5 separate regions of the Mus musculus genome follow, and all the other regions are linked to region 5. Evidence: chromatin loops called from intact Hi-C (ENCODE). Cell type or tissue: left cerebral cortex. All regions are shown on one strand. Each heading gives the region's core, and the rest is flanking DNA. Links, peaks and the distances in the headings are about the cores only. Region 1 has its middle 20 kb from the start of Gja8. Region 2 has its middle 35 kb from the start of Gja8. Region 3 holds the start of Acp6 (acid phosphatase 6, lysophosphatidic). Region 4 has its middle 12 kb from the start of Gja8. Region 5 overlaps Zfp697 (zinc finger protein 697).

Evidence for each region. Hi-C counts contacts between places; a loop is a spot of excess contacts. Peaks named below come from ENCODE experiments on the same cell type or tissue, not always from the same donor. Only the 100,000 strongest peaks of a DNase experiment are listed, where the experiment ranks them.
Region 1: it touches region 5 in a loop (38-fold over the local background); 8 of 42 quality-filtered maps call a loop at or near these places.
Region 2: a loop joins it to region 5, with 29 times the contacts of the local background. A loop is called at or near these places in 2 of 42 quality-filtered maps.
Region 3: a loop joins it to region 5, with 27 times the contacts of the local background. A loop is called at or near these places in 4 of 42 quality-filtered maps.
Region 4: it touches region 5 in a loop (30-fold over the local background); 9 of 42 quality-filtered maps call a loop at or near these places.

Annotation. Positions count from the first base shown.
Region 1 is chr3:96,942,761-96,948,774 of GRCm38, forward strand. No RefSeq gene overlaps it. Among named protein-coding and RNA genes, the nearest start is that of Gja8, 20 kb to the left of the region's middle. In left cerebral cortex, for the core only: no CTCF peak of the experiment used is centred there; no DNase peak of the experiment used is centred there.
Region 2 is chr3:96,958,162-96,964,175 of GRCm38, forward strand. No RefSeq gene overlaps it. Among named protein-coding and RNA genes, the nearest start is that of Gja8, 35 kb to the left of the region's middle. In left cerebral cortex, for the core only: no CTCF peak of the experiment used is centred there; DNase peaks (open chromatin) are centred at 2,493 and 5,373.
Region 3 is chr3:97,158,004-97,164,017 of GRCm38, forward strand. Acp6 (acid phosphatase 6, lysophosphatidic) reads left to right here and starts at 774. Exons shown (of 10, transcript NM_019800.4): 1 at 774-1,362. The coding sequence starts at 1,165. n-TEctc12 (a tRNA gene) reads left to right here and starts at 82; the gene lies at 82-153. In left cerebral cortex, for the core only: no CTCF peak of the experiment used is centred there; DNase peaks (open chromatin) are centred at 740 and 3,053; H3K4me3 peaks cover 1,403 bases; H3K27ac peaks cover 801 bases.
Region 4 is chr3:96,935,396-96,941,409 of GRCm38, forward strand. No RefSeq gene overlaps it. Among named protein-coding and RNA genes, the nearest start is that of Gja8, 12 kb to the left of the region's middle. In left cerebral cortex, for the core only: CTCF peaks have their summits at 1,038 (motif pointing right), 1,187 and 3,484 (motif pointing right); DNase peaks (open chromatin) are centred at 1,028, 2,009, 2,382 and 3,503; H3K4me3 peaks cover 330 bases.
Region 5 is chr3:98,401,972-98,407,985 of GRCm38, forward strand. All of the region lies in intron 1 of Zfp697 (zinc finger protein 697), which reads left to right. Among named protein-coding and RNA genes, the nearest start is that of Zfp697, 22 kb to the left of the region's middle. In left cerebral cortex, for the core only: no CTCF peak of the experiment used is centred there; DNase peaks (open chromatin) are centred at 2,707, 4,607 and 5,002; H3K27ac peaks cover 316 bases.

The DNA of each region.
Region 1 (6,014 bases), core at 288-5,287, 1.5 Mb before region 5:
TAACAACTTTGATGATCATAAATGAATTAATTGTAACAATGGCTTTGTTATGACTTTTTGATCACATTCAGTCCTAGTTACTCTCTTACCCCACTCTGACTCCACTGATCCTTCCAACTTCCCCTTTCTATACTTTCACGTCTTTTTTCTCCTCTGTGGCCCAATGAGTTTAATTGGCTTGCTTATAGAAGCATAGATAAGGGGTTATTTTCAGGATCATAGGAGACTTACTAGGTGCACCGAAGAAAATGACTTTTCTTCCTCCAGAAACCATTAATTGCTTGTAGATCCTCAGGGAGGGGTGCAGCCTTATGAGCACCCCTCCTTCCAAAATGGAATGCTGAGAGGACCAACATAGTGCACGTAATTACAGCTGCTGTGAGTTCCTGAGTGCACCGTCCATGTCATGCTGGAAGACAGTGTTCCATACTACTCTACTCAACTGTCTTCCACCTCGTCTTCTGTGATGGTCTCTGAGCCTTGGAGTAGGGTATGTGATAGAAATGTTCTCTGTAAGGCTGAGCACTCTATAGTCACTTGCTGCCACCTACTTAAAAAAAAAAAAAAGGTCCTTTGACCAAAGCTGCCATCAGAAATAATCCATAGGCATAAAACACAAATATCTAGAAGATGATTTGATGAGCACATATCCATTTAGCAAAACAATAGTAATAAATCCATTTATTAGTAATAACTCCCCACCCTCCATAGGACCTATGAACTTCCCAGCCATGGAATGTTGAACAGGGTTACATAACAGACATAAATTTCCAGCTGTGGAGTAGATTTGAAGTCCAATCATCAGAAGTGATTGGTTATACCCGTAACAACTATGCCACTATTACACCAGTGGGCACATCTTGCCTGGAAGATTGGTAGAATAGCATCATTGCTGCCCCCAAGCCTGCATAGCATCTTTAGCCATTATGAAAGCTACTCAGCAGGAAGTTCCAGCTTGATGTCTCCATGTCCTGAAACCAGAACTTATGGCACACGATTGTCTAAGTAAATCTGGCAACATGGAGCCAGGAAGAAAATATTTTGCTGATTTCCTAGCTAGGATGAAGATTAGCAGGGAGGGTTAGAGGGCTGTATGGCCCTTTTCTGGTTATCTGTGAAGTAGTTGCCTGGATCATTCAAAACAATATTTGCTTTGGGCTTTAGAAAATGTCATGATGTTTGATTTGGCATTAGATTAATTTTCCAGCTAAGACTTTTAGAGTTATTAAAATATTTTATTAGTGATGACTATATAAATGCCATATCTCTTTTCTTTCAATAAATATTTATTGAGTGCTTTCTTTCTATATATGCATTTGGTCTAAAATACAAATGCTAAAGAGTTAAACATGGTCCTTGTCCTCAAGAAATAATATACACACATAAACCACTATCACTTTAGAAAATAAGAGTTCTAAATGTCCATAAAGTGAATCTTGTCTGGTGTGTGTGTTGCAATATGAAGGCTCTTCTATAGTTGCAAAGTGGTCACCAAAGACTGAATAATGCCATATGCCATCCATATTTGGATTTGGGTTAGTCTCTGAGTGGACACAAGTTTGCTTCTATGTAAAGCCAGGATACTGTTTCTGCCTGTATTTCCCCACTCTTTAAAATTAATTACTTCAACTATTGATTAGTATTACTTCTTGATTGACAAACCATCACTGCGTATCCTTATAGAGTATGACATTATGCTTTGATTCGTCTATACACTATGCCATTATTAAACTGATCCAATTAACATTTTCATCTACTTCTCTATTACTTTTCCTGGTGCATCACTTGAAATCTACTCTTTTAGTTATTTTGAGATGGCCAACACCATACACTACTATAGACTGTACTCAAGCTACCGTGCAAGAGATCTTAAAACTTACTTCTGTTTCTGTTAAAGTTTCTACCTTTTGGTCATAGTCTAGATATAGAAACAACCTGAATTTCCATCAGTGGATGAGTGGATGATGAAGAAGATGTAGAATAAGTTGAGCATGGATGTGCACATCTGTAGCCCTAGCTACGCAGGAGGCAGAAGTGGAAAGTAACTTCCACCCATTGAGTTCAGCACCATCTTGGACAACATTGCAAGACACAGTCTCAAAAACAAAACAACCAAAACGGAAGATAAAATATAGATACAACAGAACACTACTTAGCCTTATGTGGGATGATAGCCCATCAATTATTATAACACAGATCACAATCTGGAAGCCATTGTACCAATGAAAATAAGTCAAGCACAAAAAGACAAGCATTGTACCAACTCACAATGTGGAATCTACCAAAATAGAACCCAGAAACAGAGAGGGAATGACAGTCACCTGAGGCTGGTAGGAGAAGAAAGGTGGGAAGGAGGAAATGTTGTGGTTTCTCTTTTGAAGCCAGACAGTTTCCTTCTCCAGACTCCTCCTGAAGGGCTCCTGACTGAATTCGGGACGTGGCTCTCAGTTACCGGACCAGAGAGACCAGCACAGCTCTCTGAGTGCATCATCTGCTGATGATTGGTAACCTGACCAAAAATAATTCTGTTTTAAAAAGCACAATTTATTGATTAAATTGTAAAGCAGAAAGGTGTGCTACTATCTATCTTGTGCTGTCGGGGACTGAAAGTCTAGTTCTTGTTAGACAGTTACAGTCAAGGGACATAGCTGGTGGTTGTGAGCAGGGACAGGATGAAAACAGAGCACTTACTAAGTACGTACAATATGACTGGTACCTTTATGTATGTCCTGCAAGATCTATAAAGTATCTCATTTGACTCCATTTCACAGATGGGAGTACACACGTGCACACACACACACACACACACACACACACACACACACACATACACACACACACACACGTGCACACACACAATTTTTAGATTATTATATTTTTGGATGCTGGATCTTTCATGTGCCAGATATAGATCAACCACCGATCTATATCCCCAGCTCTGGAGTAAACCTATCAATTTATTTATGCAAAGTCATTATGCTAAGAAGGGTGAGAACCAGGATTTCCGTCTAGACTTGAACTGTAAATGTGTGCTCCCCACTATGCGGTACCTGCCTTGAGAGGTGGAAGCAGAAGCAGGAGACCCAAGCCAATACCTCGAAACTTACTTCACTTTCTCTTCACAAAAAACCAAAACCAACCAACCAACCAAACAAACAAAAAACCAGGGGAGAAAAGAGCTCACAATGGAGTTGCAAACCAGGCATTCGTGGAAATGGCTTCTTTACCTCATTTTATTTTATTCATAGTTATTTCATGTGTAAGAGTGTTTTGTTTGCATGCATATATATGCATCATGTGCAAGCCTGGTACCTGCAGAGATCAGAAGGCGATGTTAGAGGAGTCACAGATGGTTGTGAATCTCCTGTAAGTGCTGCAAACCGAACCTGGTCCCTCTGCACGAGCGTCAAGTGTCCTTAACTGCCAAGTCATCTATCTAGGTCTTGAAATGAGAGGATTACAAGTAAGATGTCTTCTCTGAGGTTGGGGTGGAGATTTGCTCCTTCACATGTGCATTAAGGTAAACTGGAACCAGTCTGAAGAGCTCTTGGATAAAAGGAGCAGACTTGCCATCATTGTCAAATGTAGAAGAGCACAAAAGACCAAGACCCTCGTGTCACAGAGAAAGGAGAAAGGTTCCCAAATCATCGCCACATTGAGTCATTTCTATTTAGAGAAACACCAATGTTCCCCTTTAACCCTCCTACCTTGGCTAGGGTAATGTGAATCTCCGCAGGTCATTCCCACTGTCTCTGTCACCTTTATGTCTCCCTGTATAATTAGATCCAACCTTTTAAGAAGGAGGGCCCTGGCAGATATGTCTCCTGGTTTATGCATAACTCTGTTCTTTTAATGTTTCTCACTTGAAATTGATGCTTTTAAATTTCATTTTGGAGAGTCATTCCTGGGGTTGGAAATTTCCTGATAACAAAGCCAGTTGGCTTCTCTTTTGTTGACTGCTGAAGCATACTGGGAGATGAAATAGAGGGAGAATTGCATAGGATAGGTTGATAAGCAAACAGGTATTGGATAGATAAGTAGACAGGCAGATAGATAAATAGGAGGTGGCTTATTACAGGAAGCACAATTGGCTCAGGAGATGATAAAGGACAGAAACCTGGCAGAGTTCTCTAGTTCAAGGCCAAAGATCTGAGCTCTACAGGAGCTGATTGTACAACTCCTAGTCTCTGGCTGAGGGCCTGAGAGCAGAGCTGGGGTGCTGAGGAGGGGTGTGATGGGTGGGTTGGGGTGTGATGTGGTGTGATGGGGTGTGATGGATGGGATGGGGTAGGATGGGGTGGGATGAGGTGGGGTGGGGTGGAGTGTAGCTACGAGGGCCTAGAAGACTGCCCTGATAAGATGGCTATCTGAGGGTAATCGAGGGAAAGGACTCACCTCTTCTTTCTGTCTTTATTTTTCTACCCAGGCCTCGGGGATTAGATGATGCCCACCTGCACTGGGAAAGGCAGATCTTCCCAGCCTGTTTTTACCCAACAGATTTACCCTGTCTGTTGACACAAATGCTAATCTCTTCCCAGAAAACCTTTGTGAAGACACACCCAGGTCTGGGCATCCATCAGCTCAAATCAAGATGACATCACAGACATCAGTCTGGTTGGCCCCTTTGAGTCCTCTCCAGCTGCCTTTCAGAACATTACATCTCTAACATTATGATTCTCCATGCTGCCATTTCCTCTATTCTTGGAAACAGAATGGCTTTGGTCCCAAAGGGAACTTTTTTCTCCTGTGTGTTAGTCTTGTTTAATGATTTTCATAATGTCCCTAAACTAACCACTGGCATTGTCAGGTGGAGTTTGTGTTTATACCTACTTAGGAGATAATTAACTTAGCTTAAGAATAGGCTATCTCCAGCCCTAACTTTAACTCAAGAACGATAGAAAGAATAAGCACAATGCTATAATATAATGCTGAATATAGTCAATGAAAGAAGCTAGTGCCACAGTAGGGGAAGGTGGCTGATGCATTTCTTTTAATATAGTCATTTTCTGGTCTAGCAAATATCTATACTGCATTATCCTTGACAAACTTGTTTGGGTATTTGCAGTTAGTGTGATCATTTCTAGTTTTCTGGAAAAAAAAAATAGAAGGAAAAAGAACAAATGACCCGTTGTTCCTTTGGGGTGGTCCATTCTGTTCATGCCTATCTTTATGGACTTCATTAAACTGCATGATGCTTTTCAGCTAACTCGACAGGTACCTTCAATAAAACATAAGTCCCTTGAAGGCATATTAGTTAAAATGAATATTAATAAAACTCTGCTGACCCTTAATTAAGTAGGGTAAGAAATTTTGATACTAAAACATGAAGGGTCAAATTAATTAGATCAATGAAACAACCAGCTGGCATAGTTAGCCAGAGGGAAAGCACGTGCTACCCATCACTGCCTGACTGGGCAACTTCTGGTGGTGGTCACTGGCTCCTTCTTTCTTGCATTCATGTCCTGGTGGAATTTCCAGAGTAAAAGTAGCAATTCAGAAATCCCTTGGCTGGGAACATTCATTTATCACCACAGTTCAAGTAGACATTGTAAAAATATCTTGGGGATGCTACAAACATCTCGGGGATGCTACAGATGGTCCTTCCCTTCCCTTCTGCCATATCTACTGTTTCCCATGCTTTTTTTTCTCGGACCCCTTTCCTTCATTTTGGAACTTCTTCTCTTTCCTCAGCTAATAAGTACAATGTACCGCTCTTGTAAGTAGGAGGTCAGTGAGGGATATTAGCCAGTCTCCAAGTGTCTTACAGCCCGGTGCCACGCTGCTTCAGTTTGACTGTATTAGATACTAAAAAACTGCCTGTTACGATGAAAGAATAAGTACCATTTGTCTCACTCAGCACCACTAAGCAATGACTTGAACATCTTAGGGGATTAGACAACAAAATGTATAAATAAACCCATGAAAGAGATCAACATTTGGCGTCACTGAGTCTTGAGTATCTAGGGCAGGACTTCTAAAAATCTCCCTTGGGCAAATCCTTTGACCCAAGAAAT
Region 2 (6,014 bases), core at 490-5,489, 1.4 Mb before region 5:
GACAGAAAAGTTACACCCATAAAACATCAACAACATGGTTGCCTAAACAAAACCTGTATAATGACACTACCAGTTGACATCCCATTGTGGATGGGGACAATCTTAGAAGGCTCCATCCCAGTGAAGGGCTACAGGCAAGCAATGGCTACTTAGAGAGAGAACCAGTCTTCTCTAGGGATGAGCTACCTGGTAGGTTTTGTGTGTGTGTGTGTGTGTGTGTGTGTGTGTGTGTGTAGTAAGAAGAGATTGTGGAGTTGAAAGGGAATGGGGAGACATGAAGGACTTGGAGGCATAGAGGGAAGGTTGAAAATATTGCAAACATAGTATTCATGCATGAACTTCTCAAAATATTAAAAATGTAAACAAAAAGCATAACTCAAAAAGCATAACCCCCTATGTTTCAGCCAGTGGCAGGGTTGTGTAGTAAGACGTACATTATTAGGACCAGAGATCGCGGTCCAAATGGTCATTGTCTCTGTTGCTAATCAACTCTGTGCCTTGTGCACATTTCCTAGTCTATCTGACATCAACAGCAGCTATCTCATTGCATGCAGTTTTGTGTGTGTGATTACTAATTTACAAGGCATGTAGGAAGTAGTTAGTAAATTATCTCTATGTTAATGATTTTTTTTGATATTACTAGAAGTCTGTTGATGAGGTGCTAGGAAGTTTTAATCAAATAATCTTTTTTTTTAAATGGGGAAATACAAATAGCATTATATTTATTATCTCAATGCCATTTGCAGGGATAGTTTGGTATTGTTTTCATACTGTTGCGCAGCCAATTTCTAGACTGTTTCGTTCTGTGAGGTGGAAATCTTTCTCCTCTCTTGGAGACTGGCATTATATACTGCATGTTTCTACAAGGTAGCCTTTTTCCCAATATGAATATGGATTTTATCTGCAATGAGATCTGGAGCTTTAACTGCTCCTTCGGTAAGTCCTTTTGATGTGGGCTTTCTCTACAGGACCCCATTCGTTCTGGCATCCGTGACAATGAGGCAGCGAGTTTCCCTAAGTTGGGACTTCCGTGATTTCAAGATTAAATTGTGAGACTCAGATCCCCAATTCTATCCTCACCTGAGGATAACAGCCGGGTCACACGGGCTCTCGCATGAAGGTGTGGATTCTGACCTGTAAGTGACACCCAAACTCCTGGATTCATCTTTAGTTCAGTATCAAACCCACCCATGCTTCCCTGGTACTTTAAACTGAATAGTTTCCTTCCTGAGGCCCACTTTTCATTCTGTCTTTCTTATCAATGGTGCTTCCATATCTCCAACTTTGTTTTCGTTAATTGTTCATTTTTTAAAAGACTCATTTATCTTTTGTGCATAAGTGCTTTCCCCACTTTTATGCCCGCACACTATGTGTGTGCCTGGTGCCCCTGGTGCCAGGGATGGCATCAGGCCCCATGGAGCTAGAGTTACAGGTGATTGTGAGGTGCCATGCAGGGAACCAAACTTAAGTTCTCTCCAGCTCCTCATTATCTTGGGGATCATATTTTGTTCTGTGCCCCGCCCCCTTCACCTCCCTCCAACCTTCTGACTACAGCCAAGGCCACTTAAGTCTAACTCATGGCTCTCCTGTCTTCCAGTTTCTTCGATTGTCACTGTTGATCAGGTTTTCTTCACTGCTCATCAAGCCTTCATGGCATTGAGGTATCCCAGGGAATTGGGGAACACGAAGTTCTGTCTTCTCTTGTGTGTTGTTACCAGGTCAAGTCTGAAAAACTGATCTCCGATCCTGTCGTTGCTCAAACCTTCAACATCTCCCAGTTCTGCATTAGCTATAGAAGCTCATAGCTCAGACACATCATCAGTTTGGCCCTGAATTTGTCTCCCAGCCTTCTCAGGTACATTAGCTACCTAGTACTTCATGACAAATCTCCTCAGAAACTCTGTGGCTTGAAACTAGACATTTGCTATATTTTTCTGGGTGGGGAATTTATACAGGGTTCCACTGGGTTCTCCGTGCTCTCTTTTAAGACTATGCTCAAGGTGTCAGGTCGGAACAGAGTCAACACAAGGTGTGACAATGGGTTCTACCTCCAAGCTTGCCCAGAGGTTGTTGACAGGATGTAGGCGCTGTGGCCATATTACATTTCTTGCCCACTATTCCATGGTTAACCACCATCACGTATGTCTGTGCACCATTTGTGTCTGGTGCCTTGATGTAAAGGCCTCCCGCTCTGTTTCCCTCTAAGCTTTACCTAGGCAATTCTGCCTAAATGCCCTCTCCACCTCCCTAGCTGGCTCTGATAAGCATGACTCAAATGCCACCCATTATTCCTGCAGAGCAGGGGTTTTTCTTTTTTTCACCAGAGTTAGAGATAATTGCCCACTTTGGAATCCTGGGAAGCTCCCCGAGCCTTTGGCTGTTGTCATTCTCCGCTCTGTAGGAAACTAGTTTGTGGAAGTGTACTCGCAGTTCTCAGCAGACCCAGCTCCTGGAGGGTAGAATCACACCCCGTAGACTTTGGAGTCTCTTTTGGCCTTAGGTTGCCTGGAACACAGTGAGCAGTCAAACGTTTGTTGAAGTGCAAAAAAACGGATGCTGTTGGAAGGGCAGCGGCAGAGAAAGGAAACCCCGTGCTTCCCAGACAGCCCTACGCAGCCTCAGCTGAGTTAAACCAGAACAGCTGCCTTCCTGTGACTTTAGGGAGTATTGAGGGACTGGGCTTCAGGGACTGTGGGCTGCTGGGGGCCAGAAGCCGCAGATATCTGAGGTCTGTACAGGAACTTAGGAAGACTGGCAGCAGCGAATCTTATTTTTACTCTCCCATTTAAAGAAATATTGCTCTTGGGCTTAGTGAAGCCAGTGCTGGCATTTCAAGCTCGGAAAACTCGTTATAAAGAGGGTATTTTTATGAACCTTTTGAAGATTAATTTTTTTAAAAACCAGAATATCTAGAAGGAAACTCACTAACCTGTTATTCAAATTTAGGTGTGATGGAACACACTGAGGCTCATTCTACCACGTTATTCTGCTACTGTTTATTGGGTACTCAATACATGTACACGCTTGTGAGAACATTGAAGATTTTATAAAGTATAAGGCATGACTGCTGTCTTTCGAAAGCTCTCACCCAGAACTGAATTTTGAGCGAGTGGATTGGGAAGTACAGAGTTTCCGTTCAGAGCAGTGGCTCATCCTCTTCAGGTTCACCCTCCACACACACCCAAAGCTCCCCTCCCGACATCTGCGTGTGGGGACATAGTGACAGTTATGTGACTCACTGGGAAGAGTTCTTTAGAGGAGGTAGACGTTATAGAAAAGGTAGGACTTTCGAGTTTTAGAAGGGAATATTATGACTCTGCCAATGTCCAGCAGTGCCTCACTGTCTCATTCTGAACAAGATATATGTATGTATATTATACGTGTATGTTATGTGTATTATATGTATGTGTATTTATATGTATATAAAATGTCGACTATGTATCTTCAACATTATAGGTGAGGAAGAGCAGAGTACATCCATATACCTGAAACCACATTAAAGTTAAATCAGGAAATACCAGGTTTGCAATCAAAAGAGTAAGTCAGAGTGAATGTTTACTCTAATAAACTGCATTCCTGTAATAAATTCCTATGTGACTAAATGAGATAGATTCCCGCTCTCTGGAAACAACAGCAAACTCTCTCCAGATGGGGAAGCTGAAGTGTCCCAAAGTCTCTTCTCTTCTTGCTGTATGGGCTTTGGTAAAGCTAACTGCAGGGCCTTACGTCTACCTCGGTTATGCTTCATCCTGTAACTTGGGGAGATCATCTCAGGCCCCTGACAGTCTCTGTGTTTTCTATTTTCAGCTTCATTTGTTGTGTTCTACATTGATAAACACCTTCCTGGGTTTTGACTGATTTAGTGTTTAAAATGTTGACTAAGAGAGGGCAAAGGCCAGCAGGCTAAGGCAGGCAGTCTGGGAACAGGCATATTGTACAGTTCTCAGTAGGGCGAGGTGCAAACACCTCTGGTAAGTACAGAGATGTGGGTACCATAACTTCTACTGAGTGGGCAGGACAAGCTAATGTGGCCACTTTCCAGTGTTGTATGAGGCCCTGAGCTGCAACAGAGTCTCACATCTATGAGGCTTTCTAAAAATGTGTTTGTAAGGCCAGCCTCTGTCTGCCTGCCTCCTTACCTTCTCTCCCTTCCTTTTTTTTTCTTTTTGGTTTTGGGTTTTCAAGACAGGTATTCTTTTTGTAGCCCTGGATAGACTGAAACTAGCTCTGTAGAGCAGGTTGGCATCAAACTTAGAGATCCGCCTGCCTCTGCCTCCTGAGTGCTAGGATCAAAGGCGTCATGCTCCACTACCATCCAGCTCTTGAGGCCTTTCTTATTTGGCCTTCACATCAGCCTTATGAGAGCATGTGCAGAGCGTGTGCAGAGTGTGTGCAGAGCATGTGCAGAGTGTGTGCAGAGTGTGTGCAGTGTGTGCAGAGTGTGTGCAGAGCGTATGCAGAGCGTGTGCAGAGCATGTGCAGAGCGTGTGCAGAGTGTAGGCAGAGTATGTATGGAGCACATACAAAGTGTATGCTATTCTGATGATCATGATCATAAACTGCTAATGGATCCAAGGGATAAACTGCAGCTCTCAGAAGACGAAGCAGGAGTTCTGGGTGCCAACCCTCTTCTGACTTAACTGTTCACTCGCTTGGTAACAACAACAACAACAACAACAACAACAACAACAACAACAACACCAATACCCATTTCATTGACCACTAACACTGCTATTTTTCCTTTCTGTCATTCCTTATACTTGTGAACCTGGTTAGTTTTATCTTCCCTCCTAGACTCTGCTCTGTGAGAACAGGGACCATGCTAGGCCATCCCTGTCTGCTTATGACCTTGCATACATGCTCAGTGAACAAGTTCATACGTGGCATCTTTCTTGTTTTATCAGGGCTGGGCTTTTACATTGCTCCCTTCCACTAAACACTGGATAACTGCAGCAATACAGTTGCGTATGCCATCTTTTCTTGATACAGAACTTGAGACGCGCTAGGCGCACCCTGTTTTTCCTTATACACTCCTCGACCACAGGTATGGGTTGAGATCATCCTATCAGCCTTGAGAATAGAGAGATTCTTTATCTTGCTCAAAACCACACAGGCATTTTCAGGGGCAGCTGCTAATAGATTCTATGGTTTTTTTTTTTTTTTTTTTTTTTTTTTTTTTTTAAGTTCAGCCCATTGCTGAGGATGCTAAATCCCACTAAAGCTATCAGGCACCAGAGCCTTATGGCTGCTTTTCAAGGGTCTACAATGCTCCCAAATTGATTCATGGAAATGGCTGCAGGATTGTGGGAAAGCAGCTGGTACTTCCCAGCAGAATTAGCTGCAGCCAGTTTAGTCACTGGCTGAAAGGCGGCAGGAAATCTCCTACAAAAGGCAACCACACTCCCTGTAATAGAACAGCCAGCAAACGTGTTGCCAAGGAGCCGCAGGTGCCGGGCTGGTTTAGGGAGATCAGGGCAGACAAGAATGTGAGAGGTTTTATTGTTAGATTCTACTCTCTGATGTGGCCGCTCTGTTACGGATGGGTCAGATACTTTGACAAGAATGCAATTGATTTGTCAATGAAGTTAAAGGAGTCTTTAGTTGTCACCAAACCTCAAGCCACACTCAGACAGCTGTGGTGCCATTCTTTGGCAGGCTTGAGGTCAGCAACCAGCTACTGGCCTTCATTCTGACAGGCCAGGAAATGCCCCATGCCACAGGGCTGGGGGACAGCCTGGCCAAGGGGTGTCAGACTCAGGTCTATTTATTTAATACTATACTATCACATTAAGTAGTTTCAAAAGAATTACAGGGTCGAGAAAAGGGCACAAACATGATGGATGTAATTTCTTTGAACCTGATCCTTTATTTCTTCAGAAAGCTTGTATGCACTCATTTCTTACAAATAAGTGCTTTTCCCAGTGTGTCAATCAACTAACCAGCAACAGAAAATTAATTTAGGTGCACTACTGTCCTCAGACCCGAGTCAGAGTGTTGCAACAGCATCCTTTATG
Region 3 (6,014 bases), core at 517-5,516, 1.2 Mb before region 5:
TCCTCCAGGCCTCTCCTGACACTCTTTGGTGGCTCCAATCCAGGTCTACTATCTTCCCTCTCAAGCCTCTGTCTCCTAACTTCCCTGGTGGTCTAGTGGTTAGGATTCGGCGCTCTCACCGCCGCGGCCCGGGTTCGATTCCCGGTCAGGGAAATACTGTTTTTTCTCTCACAATTTTCTAAAAAAAGTACTTAATAATCACTCGAGAAAAAACAAAAAACAAAAACAAAACAAAAAAACCGCTGGCTCTAATGCTTTGCGCATGCCCCGAGAGTGCTCTACCGCTGAACTACATCCCTAGCTCAATTTTCTTAAACAAAATGGGGAAAGGGAATTTCACAAATAGGAAGCACTCAGCTGATAGATGTTTCAGGTCTTGACTTTAGTAATCTTGCTTTGGGGACTTCAGGGAATTCTTCCACATTCAAACTACTCCCCTTGCCCACCAATCCTAACACTGCCTCCCCTTACCCTCATTTCCTCCCTACTCACCCCAGGCAAAGCCTCAAGGGAAAAAAAAAAAAAAACAGACGAAATCCCTTAATTACCCGGGGCTTCTTGGCAGCCTTAAATTGAAGACTGGCGGGACTGGGAGTGGAACGTGGGAGGCGTGGGGGGGGGGGGCGGGACCTTAAGCATGGCGGGGGGCCGACGGAACTGCCCTCCCTGGGGACCTCGGCCGCGCATAGCATTGTGGAAGTTGTAGTTTTTACGGGTCTGAGTTTCCAGATCGGACGAAGTCTCAGGACTCACTTTCCCGTGCTCCTGTGCGCAGACTTAATTGGAGCAGGTCCGTGGGAGGTCAGGAGATTGCGTGGGGAGCTTGGTTATAAAATGTGGACCCGAATCCCGGGTGTCCGAGGAACTTCTGCTTTTGCGGCCTCCCCTTCACACGGTTTGAAGTGCAAGTTTCAGGTCCAAGTAACTGCCCTGACTGAGCCTGCATGCAGTAGGGGCGGCCGGCAGACGCTAGGCTTAAACTACTAGACAATCTTTCTGCTCCCACCCCTTTCTCTCCACCTCCGGCCTGACTGTCGCTGGGTCGCCCCGCTAGAGTCGCTTGTTCTGAGAGCTTGGATGCACTTGCCCTCCAGTTCCCGCGAACTTCTGAGTAGCTGCTGAGCCGCGTTGCCTGCGGAGCCCTCAGCTTCCACAGCCTCCATCATGCGCGTGTGGGTCCCCGTGGGTGTCCTGACCTCGCTGGCTTACTGCTTCCACCAGCGGCGGGTGGCCCTGGCCGAGCAGCGGGCTCCTAATGGCCAGCGTCCGGTGGACCGCAACCTACTGGAGCTGAAAATGGTGCAGGTGGTGTTTCGACACGGGGCACGGAGTCCGCTCAAGCCTCTCCCGCTGGAGGAGCAGGTGAGAGGCGGCCCACAGAGGGGTTCTTGGGGACACACTTTAGCGTCCCCCGTCGGGGCTCGGGCTGGGTCCAGACCAGAGGGAAACAACAGTAGACTGGCCCTCAGGCTGTGGCCTGGAGTCATCATCCCATGCTCATCCCAAACCACCGGTGTGGTGTGTAAGCCTTCCTGGCTAGGGCAGCCCCTGCCCCCCAAACTTTCAGTTGCTTGGTGTAGTGAAACTTTTCAAAGATGCATAAGAATGTCCCAGGCGGGGGTTCTTATTTAAATGCAGATTCTGATTCTGCGGATGTGGAGTTGGGTCACGTTTCGTAGTTCTGTGGTTGAACTTGAGTTCAAGGACCTTGTAAGTGCCTGGTTGTTAATAACAGAGATCATTGTACCAGGAGATACCTTTAGTGCTTCCGCAGTACAGAGCAAGCTGGCACCTTTGGAACCAGATCTTAATACAGATTTTTCTTGTGGGCTTGCCAGAGACCATTTGAGATCTTGTGAAGTCTTATTGCGGACAAGGACTGTATCTTGGGGTTCTTTAAGGTCAGGTTTAGAAATCTGGAAAGGATTTGTGGTAAGAAGGAGGGAAAGTTAATTAACTAATTTTGTGGCTATAAGTCAGGATAATTATGATTAAAGCACAAATAATTAGCTTTTTGTTTAAAAAATAACCCCTAACAGTATACAAGAAAAGGGCACCAGAAGTCCCTAACACCCCGGGTTGAATTTACCCATGGAGTCTGTATTTGTTCAGTTGCAAATACTCTTAATGGTCATTTCTGTTTTCCTGAAGGGCTGTGAGTTATAGTTTCAACCCAAGATCTGGTCTTTAAAGAGGGTTACACATGAAAAAGCCAAGCAACCAGGGCAGCTCTCACATAAATAAATATCTTTTAGCAGGTGTTTGTTTACCAGGTCTCCAGTTAGCCTGTTCCTATGGCTGTACTACTTTCTGTCTGGCACTGCAACCCACTCTACGCCTTTAACATTAGATCTCTCAGGTTGTCTTATCATTTTGTCTACACATGCCCACCTCTTTGCACCCCTCCTCTCTCTCTATTCTTATTAAAGAGTGTTAGAGAGATATATTTATGTTTTAGACAAAGTTAGCAGTAATAGCAGAGAATAAAAGTTTGTCTGGATCTAGACCCAGTGTATATAGACAGTGCAAATACCTATCAATACCAGCCTGTACTGGTGGATTCCAGTATAGAACTGGTGGATTCCAGTATAGAACTGGTGGATTCCAGTATAGAACTGGTGGATTCCAGTATAGGACTGGCTTCACTGACAAATTATCCCCATTCTTTGTTGAGGGGACTGGGAAGAAAACCAACCCCACTCAGTTCATTACTGGGAAGATATTCATTACATTACTCCTGCCTCTTTGAATTGGAAAAAAAAAAAAAAAAAAAAGGTTTAAATCCTTCCAGGGAGTGTGTGTGTACGTGTGTGAACCAGTTGGTGTGTGATGGGAATCTTACACCTTTATGGTGGAAGCTCCCAATAATCCCAGCTTCGTTAGCTTTTCTTCCTGTAGCTCCAAACTGTGGAGAATGTAGTTCCATGGCCTTGCTTTGTAGAATGAGCAGGACCGTTGCTTTAACGTCCCACTCATACACGGCAGACTGTAGGCTGCTACTTTAAATTTAAAAAAGACTTAGGGGTGTGTGGGTGTGTAGGCCAGAGAAGCTGGAAGAGGCCGTTGGCTCTCCTGGGACTGGAGTTACAGGTGGTTCTGCTCCTCGTGGCGGTGCTTTGGCTGCTGTCCCCAGAGCAAGCACGCTTAGCTGCGAGTTCTCTCGCCAGCCCTAGGCAGAAAGCACGTCTGGTTTTCTTGGATAAAGTTCTGTGAATAAAAGCCTGGGATGGAGCCAGCTCTGGTTGTGAGGAAATGCCATCAGCCTCCTGTGACTGACTCTAATATAATAGGATATATGAATATATGTTATATATCATGTGTGTGTGTATATATATATGTATATATATATATATGTATGTATGTATATATATGTATATATATGTATGTATATATATGTATATATGTGTGTGTATATATATGTATATATATGTGTATATATATATGTATATATATATGTGTGTGTGTGTGTGTGTGTGTATGTATATATATATATCTGAACCTGTTTCTGGATATTGTCTCTCAAGGTTTCTTTTCAAAATCCATGGTTATTGAGTTTTCTAGCCTTCCTTATTCTGCTCTTGTCAGAACAGACTACACAGCGACAATGATAAGACTAAAGTTACCTTTGCTACGATTTCTGATTTCTGACTGGTTTATAGACAGGCGTGCTGTCATCAGGTCAGTCTTCTCACGGGTCCTTACAAAGAGGCATTGTTCGAAACAATACAAGTTTGGCTGAATTGTTTTCTTATCGGTTTGGGTAACAGTTGATCTGTGCTTTGGAAATAAAATCATGGAACTTAGTTGAACATGTTTCTGGCCTTCAGAGTAGCTCCCAATTCACTTTCAAGCAAACTTTTGAACTCGACTTTAAACTTTCCCCCAGGCTTCTTCCAGACAGCGGCAAGGTGACCCCCGGTAGGGAGGTCTTTCAACTCTTATGAAGTTGAGCCTAGCCCAGTCCCTTGTTAAGTTCCTGTCTGCCTTTGACAGTGTGGTTGAGCTGGGAAGCCTGCTGTGTTGCTTAATTCCTGCCCAAAGCTCAGCCGAGGTGGATCTATGAAGGATGTGCCAGTTCCTCACTCCACTGGGTTCTAAACCCTGGCAGGATATTGAATTCTTCAGAGATAGTATGGGGGCTTGGAGCAATGGCTCAGCAGTTAAGAGCATTTACTGCTCTTGTAGAGGATGCTGCTTCAGTTCCCAGCACCTGCATGGCTTCTCTGAATGGAGCCCTTCAGTTCTAGGGGTTCCGCTGTACTCTGGGCTCTGTGGCCACCAGACACATGTGTGCTCAGATAGATGTGCATGCTGCCAAAACGTTCATACGTGTTAAAAAAAAATCATGCCTGGGTCTTCCTCCTAGAGATTCAGATTTAATTGGTACAGGGTATCTGAGCATTGCAAGAACACTTCTCCTCTGGTGCTTTAGAAGTATCTGGGCACTATAGCACTGAGAAGTGGACACCACACCCCATAAAATCCCAGATGCGATTAGCCTGGAATGAGGCTCAGAGTTCGGCAACTTAAAAATTCCTGTGATGCCTTATGTACAAGGCCATTCATTGCTTGTTTCCTGAGACCTTATCCTGGAAGGTCAGGAGATCTCTCTCTCTCTCTCTCTCTCTCTCTCTCTGTGTGTGTGTATGTATGTATGTATGTATGTGTGTGTATACATATATACATATATACATATAACATGGGATGTAACCAATCCATCCCACTGTGACGTTGCCTTCCTAGGGTTGTGATATGGTGGGATCTTTGTACTAAATTGAATGAACAGGGACAAACAGTCCCACAGAACCCATTGCTCTGACTACCGGAAACCTGTCCACTTCATTCCACTATCCCCTTATGATGCCCCGAGGGAGAAAATTTTCACTTTAGGGGTGGTATACTTCTCTTGAGCTTTGTCTTGCTTGTATCTTTGAACTTGTCTAGGCAAGTTCTAAAAGCCAGAGAGTGTAGTCCAGAATCTGTACCCCTTCACAATAGACATGCGCTGTTGGCCGTATGTAGTTTTTGTTAGCTTTCCATTCCTTTTGTCCTTACATTTGCTTCTTACTGTCTTTTCCCCCTTGCTGCGAATCAGTCACATTAAGTTATATTCTACGTATTGCTATCACCCAATTTTCTTTTAAGAGTTATTATTTTTCTTTTGTTGATGGTTGTGTGTGTGTTTGCCTTTGTGTAAATCTGTGCACCACAAGAGGTCCTGGTGATCTTGGCGGCCAGAGAGCCATTAGAGCCCCTAGAACTGGAGTTGCAGGAGGTTGTAAGCGTCCTTGTAGATGCTGGGAACTGAGTCCTTGTCTTCTGGAAGATCAGTAAGTGCTCTTAACCCCCGAGCCATCTCCCTACCCCCCCTAATTTTCTCATTAAAGATGATGTGTATATATTTATGTGACTGTATGAGGCAAAATTATCAAGCTGTCTCTCCCCTAACCCCAGCCTCTGAAACAAGATCTTGATTTGAAGCCTGGCCTTGGTATTGAACTCTTCTGGGGTGATATTCATGCCCAGGGGGCCGGAGCAGTGCCCAGCAGTCAAGAGCATTGACTGTTCTTGGAGAAGACTCTGCGTAAGTTCCCAGCACCCGCGTGGCTGCATTGGCCATTGGACTCCGAGTACTCTTCCCTCAGCCTCCTGTCACTGTGTCTGGTCTGAGTTCCCCTTTACTCACAGACTGGACAGCGTGTATGAATGGATATGTCATCCATGCTTGAAACTGTGAATCATGTGCTTAGACTCAACATGACCTGGTCATCAGGAGTTGCCCCTGGGAAGCACCATAGGTCCTCTGTTGGTAAATGTGCTTAGAGATTGCATCTACGGTGTCTGAGTGGCCCTGTGGACCTATGTGTTGGGTTCTGTGGCTTTAACCAGAATGGAGCCTTGGTCTAAGCTCTAAAAGGATTTACACTACAGTGAAGGAGAGAGATGGGACAGATCCAGATCAGACTTAGGGGACTGTGCCAAGAGTGAGAACAAACTGGAGGTACCTTACCCTA
Region 4 (6,014 bases), core at 366-5,365, 1.5 Mb before region 5:
GCTCGCCAGCTGGCTGATTGGCTGGCTCTCAAGCCCCAGGGGTTACAGGCACGTGCTATCACACCCAGTTGCATGTGGGTGTTGGGGGAATCTGAACTTGGGCACGCTGGGGCAGGCTGAGTCCCAGGCTATTATTCTTAGAGGACTGATGAGCCTGGCCTAATTTCAGGGGTCCTTAGGTGGAGAAGGGGAGACAAAAACGAGGGTGAGAGAATCAGGAGCACACAGAGGAAAGCACTCTGAGTGGCTGCTGGTGCCTTCGGAGGTAGGCTAAAAGCAGAGGATGTGAGCAGCTCCCAGAGGCTGCCCCTGAGCTTTCAGACAGGAGCAAAGGCTGAGGTGCTCTGTTATCTCAGTGAGAGTTTTACTTCAGACTCATAACCTGAACCCCAACATCCCCCTCTGATCCTGGGAAACATTTTGTTATGCAAAAACCAGCTGCATAGTCTGTAGAAATAAAACCCGTTCAACCTCTGGGGTCGAGCTCCTGGGTCCCCACACCTTGTATATTTTGGTTGCAATTGTCCTTCCTACAATTACTCAAGTCTGGCCTACAGCTGCACCTTGGCTGACATTCATGACAAGTAAAACTGCAGCCAGGGACAGTTGCCTTGAATTAAAAAGAAAAGAAAGGAAGAATGGGTCTTTTCCCTTTGCCATTTCATTTTATTTTGCCTCAAATAAACATATTGAATGTGTCAACATTTTCCTGGGGAAAATGTGGAAATGGAGGCAGGAAAACTTCATTGCCTATGGTGCAATTTAGTTAGTCTGTCAATCATGAAGGGCTTCAGTTCCCTCATCTTTGAAGAGGGAATAACGGCAAACAAGAGGGAGTCCCCAACTGCAGTCCCTAAGCCCCCGGAGGCTCCACGTAAAGTTACCATTCCTTGGAATCTTAGCCTCTAATATGGAAATAATAGTGACACATTCCATCATTGAGATGTTTGGGGGGATTTAATAAGATAATAATACAAGCTGTTAAGACAATTCTTCAGAAGCAAGCTTGAGGGCGATCTACATACAGTTCTACCACTAGATGGCACCATCAACACAGCCAGAGGATAAACGACTCTGAAGTCGGTCTCTGCATGAAGTAAGTTTCACAGTTCCAAAGAACTTGCCTTTTTCTTACTTTTTGTTTGTTTGTTTGTTTGTTTGTTTGTATGTGTTGGTTTTTTTCTGGTGTGGTGTTGGGGATCAACTCAGGGTCTCACATATGACACGAAAGTGCTCCTATACTTCCTGTAGAGTTTTAACTTTTTGATGTAAACTTTATTGTGGTCAGAACTTGTCTCAGGCTAAGTAAACTGTGCTGGGGAATGAGTGGAGGTTGGGTCTGGAAATCAAAACAGTCTTTTTGAAACACAAACCTAGTCATGTCCTTCCTGTACTTAAACCTCTCTGTGGCTTGCTATCAATGAGTCACTCATGGACCTGCTGCAAGGCACCTGGAAGGGCAGGAGGAGGAAGAGGAGGAAGAAGAGGAGGAGGAAGAGGAGGAAGAGGAGAGGGAGGAGGAGGGAGAGGAGAGGAGGAGGGGGCAGCGTGGGGGGTCAGGGGCAGCTTGGGTCTGTAGCATGGTGCATGGGGGGGGTGTTGCTCATCTCTTACTCCTGCCCATCTCTTGCCACTGATGTCTTTGTACTCAACTCTCAGCATCTGCGACCCGTTGGGGTCCCGATTCCCATTACCCTCCTTCTTACTGCCAAGCTTCTGCCTATGCAATGCCTCTACATTGAACCCTGACTCATGTCTTGAGGCCTCATTGAAGCTTTAGTTTCTCTTGAAAGTCTCCTCTGACCCTACTGTTCTCTTGTTCTCGATGGTTCATTTATGTGTCTGTCTCTCCCACCAGTGTCTGAGATTGCTGAGCACAGGAGATCCATCTTGCTCAATCTAGTTTATGAAGCCCTAGCAAAGGAGAGAACCTGGTGATGTGTGCGGTAAGAAGCTGAGTGTGAGCAGAGACAGGCCTTCTGGGTAGGTGAGATGTAGGAGTGGAGATGGAAAAGCAAGACATAGCACTGCAGGTTCTCAGGAGTCAGTCATTGGCTTCAACTGGGGCACAGGGGAAGTTTTCCCAGGTTTTCTTCTAGGTCCCGCAGAAGACCAGGGTGAGATTCTTCACATAAGTCCCAGGGAGACTCTCACACTGGGCTCAGGGTTGAGTGGTCCTGACAATGGCTTGCTTCTAAGGGTCATTTTGGATGACCTTCATGGTGTCTGAGGTTGACATTTCTAGCTGCTCACATACCTAAAGGGAATGGTCCTACCAGGGCTGCCCCTTAGTGAGGGAAAGCACCAGGCTTTATGAGAAATCGCTCTTACTGCATTTTCCTTCCAAGCCAGTCCCCCAGGCGTCTAAACAATGCCTCTCCAGGCAGCCTAGCACAGCTGTCATAAAATGCAAGTGAAATCGGTATCTATGGAAACGGGCTGGCTCCTAGCTCCCTTTTGCCCGGCTCACTCCCTGCCTGTGGCCAGGATAGGTCTAGACTTCAGGCCCTGCCCTCAGATGACAGGGCTGTGTCTGTGCCACACCATCCTCCCAGATCCACCTGCTTCTGACTTTCTCTTAACAGAGGCAGGGGAGCACCTGTGGGGAGGGCGAACTTGCTGGAGTCCAGACACAATGACTACGACAATGTGTCTGCACAGACACAGGGAGAGCTTGGTGGATATTAGCCCCGGTTTGACCATTGGAGCTTCCTTCACCTCTTGAGAAAGCCTGGACCATTACATGGTCAGCACGGTTTACTCCCCAACTCCTCTATCCACCCAATGGCTGGGTGTGATTTTTCTCTCTTCTGCCAAATTAATTATTCATTAGAGGTGCACATGTGATGTTGCCTGATTTAAGAGGTTGATTGATTGATTGATTGATTGATTTGGGTTTAAAATGAATGAAAACCAGCCTGCTTCAACATGGCAGAATGGCCCCAAATGGGAGCAAAGATAGAGTTTTCTTTTCCTCTTCAGCCCAGAGCTACTGATTTATTAAATCATGAAAAAAAAAATCTGCCCTCCCCAAGGACAATCTATCATCAAAATGCATTGCATGGGCTGGAGAGAGGTCAGCTCTTAAGGGCACTGGCTGCTCTTGCAGATGACCTGGGCTGGGTTCCTAGTCCCACATGGTTGCAGCCATCTGCAACTCTAGTTACAGGGGATTCAGTGCTATCTTCTGGCCTCCATAAGCCTCGGGTATGCCCCCAGTGCCCTGACATGCAGGTGAAGCACTCACACACATAACATAAAAATAAATCTATCTTAAAAAAAAAGATCCAACAGGTCACATTGGAGCATTGTAGGTAGTTATATATCTTATCTGTGGGTAAAACGGGCTGAAAAGGTAGCGGGAGTGAGGCGGTGCCATTTACAGAAGCCATTGAACAGCCAGAAATCTAAGGAACTCATTTCAGCATGCCATTACCTCCTGCCTGGGTAATCGAGCAAAGAATCAGCCTGGACCATTGGTGAGCCTTGACCACGAGGGGGTGCTGCTGTTCCGGCTTTAGAGCCTGAGAGCATCAGGGGAACTCTGTCACACCAGAATAATGGGCGTGGAAATGAAGGGACAGGGAACGGCAGGCAGGAAGATGGGGTGTGCGTGTGTAACTTTTTATTCGGTGGCCACAATTATTCTGGTCTTCTAATGTCCTTCTCACTATCCTGGTGGGGTTAGGTGACCCTCAGGGATGGTTGTTGCTGTTGTTGGTAGTGGTGGTGGTGGTTGTCGTCGTCGTCATCTTCCTCCTCCTCTCCCTCCTCCTTTTCCCTCCTCCTCCTCCCTCAAAAGCCCCTCTCATAACCGTGATCTTTGTCCTACCATCTGTTGGTCTCAGTCCCAAATGACCAAATCCAAATACGCTTCTCTACTACATTCCTTCCCTTTACCCCTCCCAGACCTGCTTGCATTTCTGCTGGGCCTGCAGAGCCCTGCTGTGCCCCTGCCTGAACCAGGGGTGATAAGAGCAGAAGGAAACGTAGTGGGTGTAAGTTAGCATTGTTCAGAATCGATTCTAAGAGTTACACCTGAGATTGTGTGAATTTGAGTCCCAAGCCTGCAAATCCCAGACAGACCTGCTTGCAGGAAGTCCCTGCTACTGTGGGTTCTAATGCTAAGGGAGGCAGTAGGGAGGAAGTCTCCTCTGCTGCTAGCTGGATAGCTGAACCAACAGAGACTTCAAGTTCTTGGGCAAGGCTCCATTCTTCCCTTGGCCTATTGTAAAGTCCAGAAGAGTGGAAAGTACCGGGGAACTTCTGTCCTAGGCCCGCAGCTGTATTTTCATATCCTCCAGATTAGAGTCTTCTAGGGAGACTGCAGTCGTGGCTTATCACCGTGCCTTAGTATTTTCTGTATTTCTGGGCTCTGTCGGCAATCTCAGAGCCCACTTTCTATCTACAGGGAATTTGGCTAATTCTTCTAAATCTTAGTTTTTTGACATTTGAGGTGGGGAATGACTGTTATGGGGACTTAATGAAATAATCTATGTAAAGAACTTGGCCCACAGACTGGCTTTTACTTGGTGACAGACACTTAGCCAGCATACAGTGAGGGTAGGGGCCGGGGAGATGGCTTAGTGGGTAAAGAGCTCACTTTGTAAGGGTAGAGATGTAAAGTTGGACATAGAAGTCTGTAATTACAGTGCTCCGGAGTCAAGATGGGAGGTGGGAACAGAATCCTTGGAAGTTTGAAAAGGAGCCAACACAGTGTAGGCAGCACTTCCACAGTGTGGAAGCTGAGGACTGATGCCTGAACTGGCCTTCTCTGACTTCCATGTGAGTATTGTATCACGCACATGCCTACGCTCATGTGTACCTCACATGTATGTGGGCATGTGAACGAATTCACCCACCCCAAGTATTTATAATTAAAAATTATTTCATGTACAAGTGTTTTGCCTGCACGTATAGTGCACCAAGTGCATCCCTGGTGTCTGTGGAGGTCAGAAGAGGGGGGGGGGTCCCTGGGAGCTGGAGCTAGAGATGGTTGTGAAGGCATCACATGGGTGCTGGGAGCCAAACCTGAGTCCTCTGCAAAAGGAGCGAGCGCTCCCAACTGCTGTGCCATCTCTCCGGCCCCAGAAAAACTTTTAAAAAATGCAGTGAGGATAATGCAAAGCCAGGTGTTTCACCTCTGCACTTTACCATTCTTGCTATAGGATCTCAGGAAAGCTGACGGGGTTCATGCGGCTTAGTTCCTTTCTGTATAAAATATAATTTAGGGTCTGGAGAGAGAGCTTGGGAGTAAAGACCGTGCTTAGCCTGCACAGGGCTTGGGGTTCAATCCGAAGCATCTCATTTAAACCAGGGGCTGGGAAGACAGAGCAGTCGTTAAGAAGGCTTGCTGCCTCATCCTGAGGACTGGAGTTTAGATCCCAGCACCCACGTGCTGCAGATGCTTGTAATGCTAGCTCCAGGGGATCCGACACCCTCTGTAGTGGTTTCAGTGAGGATGTGGATTCTTGGTTTCCAGTTAGTGAAACTGTTTGAGAAGTATTAGGAGGTGTGGCCTTGTTGAGGGAAGGTGTGTCTCGGGGGTGGGACTACAAGTTTCAAAAGCCCACAGAATCCCCAGTTGGCTCTCTCTATCTCATGCTTGTAGTTCATGATGTAAGCTCATAGCTGCTGCCCCAGTGGCATGCCAAGATGTCTGCTGCCATGCTCCCATCATAATGGTCCTGGGCTCACTCTCTGACACTGTAAGCCCCCAATAAACCCTTTCTTATGCAAGTATCCTTGGCCATGGTGCCTCTTCACAGCACTAAACAAATTAGCTAAGATACCCTTTTGTGATCTCCATGGGCACTTTTACACACATGTGTACCTACATAAACTCACACACAAATAGTAAAAATAAATTATTAAAAATTTAAATAAGTTAAACAAGGTAGCTCAATAACAGCACCCTAAGGTAGTTGCATGGACCACATAGCTAACATGTGCAGACTATCAGAATAGTATTGGCACGTAGTCAGTACCCAAGAAAGTCCAGTCCTTCTGACCTG
Region 5 (6,014 bases), core at 488-5,487:
TTGTGGGTGTCAGGCGACTCCGCTGGCAAGGTAGCCCGGGGCTCGAGTGGAGCGGAAGGGGTTTGTGCCCCAGATCAAGCCCGGGTAGCCTGCTTCCCTATGTACCGCAGACTCAGGTTCTGCGCGATTGGATTGGGGCAGGCGCTGTGTTCCACTCACCAGAGGTCTTAGGATCCCGTGGGGAATCCTGTGTGGGCCCTTGCGGGTGTCGGGCGCCTCTGCTGGCAAGGTACCTCGGGGCTCAAGTGGAGCGGAAGGGGCTTGTGCCCCAGGTCAGGCCCGGGTAGTCCATTCATTGAATTTTTAAAAACTGAGTATGCATCAGCATTTGTCTGCATGTCTGTCTGCACCACATTCATGCCTGGTGCCCATAGAGACCAGAAGAGGGCATTGGAACCTCTGGAATTGGCATTACAGATGGTCATTAGCTGCCATGTGGGTTCTGGGAATCAACCCGGGTTCTCTGGAAAAGCAGCTGATGCCCTTAACCATTCATCCACATCTTCAGCCCCAAAATTCAAAGGGGTCAAACCTGGTTATGTCTCTGACCCTGATGCCCTTCATGGTAACTGTCCCTACTCTGCCTCTGGTGGCTAAGCACTGCTATAGTGTCTAGACCTAATCAAATCCTATAAAGCCAAGTAGTCCATTTCAGTTGTAGCAGCTCCTACCCTTGGTCTCAACTTAAAAAAACCCTGGCAACAGACAGATCCAATGCAGTATGCAGACAGCAGCAGTGAGTGAACTGCTGTCACTAAACTGCTTAAAGGGCAGCCCTGGGGAACTATGGGAAAGGGAAATCCTTCCATTGTCAGAGCGTGGAGTGGACTTGTGAAATACATCTTATCTAGAAAGAGAATGCCCTGCAAAGCGGATTTAAACCGATCCATCAACAATGGCTGGTGGTTTGGATGGGGAAACTTGAAAGAATTAACTGACGAGTTTGTGGGGAAACAGTCTATGAATACTTGTAACGGGTCCAGGAGGAACAAATCCGTTTGTTCCATGAAAATGCTCTCTTAAGTATCCACAGTGTGGAAGTCTCTCTAACAGGGAACGAAGTGTCTTGTTCTGTGAGTTGTGGTCTTCTTCCTGGTCACCTGATATTTTCTCAGTGAGATTATGTGCATTTGAGATTAACACTTACAGGTTCCCTGACATGGACATCCTTATATTCATGTTGACCTGGCCACATCTCTGCTGAGAACTCAGCATACTTGGAGCAGTAACTAACCTTGAGTCTTCAATACAGCACTAGAGCCTAAAAGTGCCACTCTCAACCCGCGCCCAGGAGGCCAATTGTGTTGGATTCTTTATCACAGAGGACACAGCTTGGTTACTGGAGTAGACGTCCATTTGTATATAGATTTCTCCCCTTCTCTGTCCATTATCCTGTGAAGAACATCACATGCCGACTTAATAAATGCCTGATTCGTGGTCAGTAGCACACAAATTTCTCTTTGACTTCCTTCTTCCCTTCCTTTTTTTTCTTCCTTATTCATATGTTTCTCCCAACGTACTGGAGGCTGCTCAAAGACCACCAGAATACCCACAGGTTGAAGTGAGAAAGCAATAACTCAAGTTGATCTTTTTCATAGCCCATGTCCTTGCATGTAACTGAAATCTAGCTTCTTAGATTTGTTTTTTATTTTAGTTGTGGTGTGTGTGTGTGTGTGTGTGTGTGTGTAAAAGCATGCAGGTACCAACAGAGGCCAGGAGAGGGCACCAGATACACTGGAGCTAGAGTTGAGAGCCACCCAATGTAGGTTCTAGGAACAGAACCCAGGCCCTCTGGAAGAGCACAGTGGCTCTTAACTGCTGAGCCATCGCTCCAGCCCCACAACTGAAATTTTAATAGGCCATGATAAAATTTCCATCTTAACTTTCATCACTTCTAACTCCACCATATCCCGTATTTATTTATTGCCCCTCAACCTGTCACTTATTAACGGAGCAATGCACCCTTATCATCTCGGAAATACTTCGGGGAACAGCTATGTTATGTGTCCCCTCGTTAGTATATAAACTCTTCTGTGTCAAAGGCTTTGGCATTCTTATTTCTATATTCCTGAGATCAGTATAAGCACTGACATCAGTGTTTAGCAAATAATAACTTAAGGCAATAAATAAGTACTCACTGAACGAATGATAGACACCAAAAAACATTTGGTTTGTGGATGAGGAAAAACAAGGCTCTGGCATTGCCTCTGACAGACATTCTGACACAGGTGGTCTCATGTCATTACTCTTACAGGTTGGCACATTGGAAAACTGAATGGTCATGATTCGAGCCTTGGGTCAGGAGAGGAGGAGGTCACATAGTGTAGCTTGAGTGACGAAGTGGAGCTGACTGACTGAATACACTTGGGGTGAGGCAGCCCCAGCAACCAATGAGATCAGTTGTAAGATGTAGCTCTCTAGACTGATGCTACCCCCTCTGTACTCATAGGCACCCCTTTGCATTCATGGGCACCCCCCTCTGCACTCATGGGCACCCCCTCTGTACTCATGGGCACCCCCCTCTGAACTCATAGGCACCCACTCTGTACTCATAGGCACCCCCTCTGTACTCATGGGCATGCTTTCTTTCAGTCTGGCATGAGGGAGACTGTCTCAGAGATGAGGAGAGGTTGGGAGCGTAGCAGTTTTGGGTGTTTTCCTCTCATGAGGCAGACTCCTACTCCGGCTTTGGCCTACAGCCTCTTTCCATCTGTGCCAAGGATAGAGCAGGCTTGGCTGTATCTAAAAGCCAAAAATAAACCCTGGCGCCAACATTGTCTGTGAGGGGCAGGTGTCTTGGAAGTACTGTTCGACTTCTGAGAGCAACGAATCCTCTATTAGACCTTTTCAAGAGAGGGTTGGGCCCAGGTGGTAGCCGGGAAGGTTGCTTTCCTGTCGTGGGTCCTTGAAGTCATCCCAGCCGAACCATCCTCACCCTCAAACACGGCACATCCCTATCGTGGCTTTCCTGGGTTTCTTCACCATCTCCTGCCCAGTAAAGATTCCCAGGACCACCACCTTTTGACTCAAGGATTCCAAAGTTTTTCAAAATACATAACACAGAGCAACTGCTGTACCTGGGAACAGGCAGTGGGATTTTGAGGCCCTAGGGCAAGGTTCCTATTCCTATTGCTTAAGCCCCTGCCACTGTGCCTCCGTGCTCCTGTAGGTGCCTGTCTAGAAACAAATAGATGGAAAACTCCTTCTACCTCTTTTGTTCATTTTTCAATCAAAAGGAAGTTGGTATGGGTGACTGTGTTCACAGCCCTCTTTTGCAGCATCGAAATTGTTCAAATGTATTCTCCCATAAACTCATATATAGAGCCCCTGAAGCCAAGCAGAAATGGTTGAATTAGAGGCAGAGAGGAGTATGTGGATGAGCCTCACCCACTCTGTTTCATCTTGGTCTCTCCCCTGGGAGCCTGCATGAGTTATAACAATCTGTCATGGCTTGGAGCGGTGTGAGGCCCACAGAGCCCTGGCAGGATGAAACATTATTGAACTTAAGAGGGGGAGGCCAAGGTGAGCATCCAAGCCTGCGTTTACCTACATGTGAGTGGCTGAGTGACCGAGTGGCTGAGGTTTATATCAGATCACCTCAGCTGAGGACCTTCAGGACCATAAACTAAGGCAAAGCTGGAGACCGTGAGCAGTTTGACTTGGCCTAAAAAAAGACCTAAATATTTTCATTGTGAGAGTCTGTTGTTGACTGCAGTAGGGAGAACCATAAAGGAGGAAGATAATGGATGCTTGAAATACAGTCTAGGAAGCTTGGGCATGATCCAACAGGCCACAGGGAGCCACTGAAATGCTTGCAAGAGCAGCCCAAAGCGTCTCTGCTAACAGAGAATCTGCTCTAAAGAGTTGCGTGTCTGAACTGTTAAAACCTTTAGCAGGCACTCCATGCTGCGTCCTGCAGGCTGCCTGTACATTCTGCCTAGTGCTTTCGCACCCATCTCTCACCATCCAGGATGAGTCCATCCACCAGCCTGATATCCCTGTGAGCCTCCTGAAACACAAACCTGGCGTGCCGTGGCACCTTCTCCTCCAACTCCCTCACTGGATTTTCATGGAATATACTCAACACTCTTACAATGCATGCTGAGGATGTTGCTCCGTTGGTAGAATGTGTGCCTAGCTTGCATGGAGCTCTGAATTGGATCGCTAGCTCTGTAGTACACTCCTATAATCTCAGCACTCTGGAGGGGGAGACAGGAAGAACAGAAGTTTATGGTCATCCTTGGCTGTAAGAGGAGTTGAAGGCCAGCTTGGGGTACTTGAGACCCTGTCTAAAAGAGAAAAGAAGGAGGGATGAAGGAAAGACAGACCTAAGCTTGCTTTTCCCACATTACCTTATGGATTTCCCCCTAGCTTTGCCCTTCATTACACTTGGTGGTTAATAGTGTTAACGTGACAAGATCTAAGATCATCTAAGGAGATAAGCCTTTGACTATGTCTATGATAAAAGACCCACCCTGAATGTCCATGACACCATTCTATGGGTCCCAGACGGAATGCGTAGGAGAAACTGAGCTGAGCTGAGCATCTCTGTTCTGCTTTCTCTCAGAGGGGACACACCCGCCAGCTGCCTCTTTCTCCCTGTCGTGGCTTTAGCTGCATCTTCTCAAGGCTGTAATCCAAAAGTTACCCTCCTCAGGTCGCTTTGTCAGGCTCTTGATCACAGCAATGGAGAGTGCAGCTAACACGCTACGCCGGATGCTTCTACTATCCCCACCCCTGGCTGGCCCAAGCCAGAGCTAACACGCTACGCTACACCGGATGCTTCTACTATCCCCACCCCTGGCCCAAGCTGCACCTGCACCTGGTTTTCTCCCCCTCTTCAGAGCCTTCCCTTTCTCTGAGCCGATGCGGAAGACCTACATTTTTAAAATGACAATGCAGTTCTAATCTCATACCCCTTCCAAAATGCTCTTTGGGACTTCCCAATGAAACTGTCTCCTGAGGCAACACATTTGCATGTGATGTATCTCCTCTGGTGCTTATCTGGCTGCCTACTATACAAGCTATTTATAAACGCCTGCTTCTCCCAGCATGCTGCGTGCTCACAGAAAGCAAACACAGAATTAACAAAATAAGAACTTGATGAATTTCCCACACTTGTTAGCTGAGTTTATGGAACTTTTTTCTTAAATGATTCTACAAATGTTCAAAAACCACGAACAACTGCCATGAGGCCAGGGTGTGCTGGTCTCTCTTTCAAGTTCCACACAATGCCCCCACACTCTATTAAGGGAGGTCAGCACTAGATAAGAAACGCCCCCCAAGACACCCCTCCCAGTCCAGCGGCCAGGCTGGCAGTTTGAAGAAAGGCCTGGTGTGTCAACATTAAAACACCAGGACTTTATCCACCATGACCGACACTGCACCCTTTACTGCTGCTCTGGCCCTGGTATAGGAGGCTGAAGCTGCTTAGCCTGTGAAGACTTCGGAGAAAAAGGCATTTTACCATGGAAGCAAGTCCAAAGAGCAGCTATCCGCAATCACTGATTGAGCAATGCTATAGCCAGCCTCTGGGCTAAGGACTGTGAGTGCAGAGTTAGGAATGATGGCCAAGAGGGGACAGTCTGCAGCTAAAATAAGCCTGTGTTCTTTAGCCTACATCTGACAAAACTTAAAATACCTGCTTTAGAGGAACAGAAGAATTGGAGAGTGCACTGGCTTGGTTTGGGAGTCAACTTGACATAAGCTGGAGTCATCAGAAAGGAAGGTGCCTCAGCTGAGCAAATGCCTCCATGAGATCCAGCTGTGAGGCATTTTCTCAATTAGTGATCGATGCAAGAGGGCCCAGCCCACTGTGGGTGGGGGCCACTCCTGGGCAGGTGGTGCTAGGTTCTATAAGAAAGCAGACTGAGCAAGCCATGGGAAACAAGGTAGCAAGCAGCCCTCCTCTGTTGATTCTGATCAGCTCCTGCCTCCAGGTTCTTGCCCTGTGTGAGTTCCTCTCCTGACTTCCTTTGGTGATAAACAGTGATGTGGAAGTATAAGCTGGATAA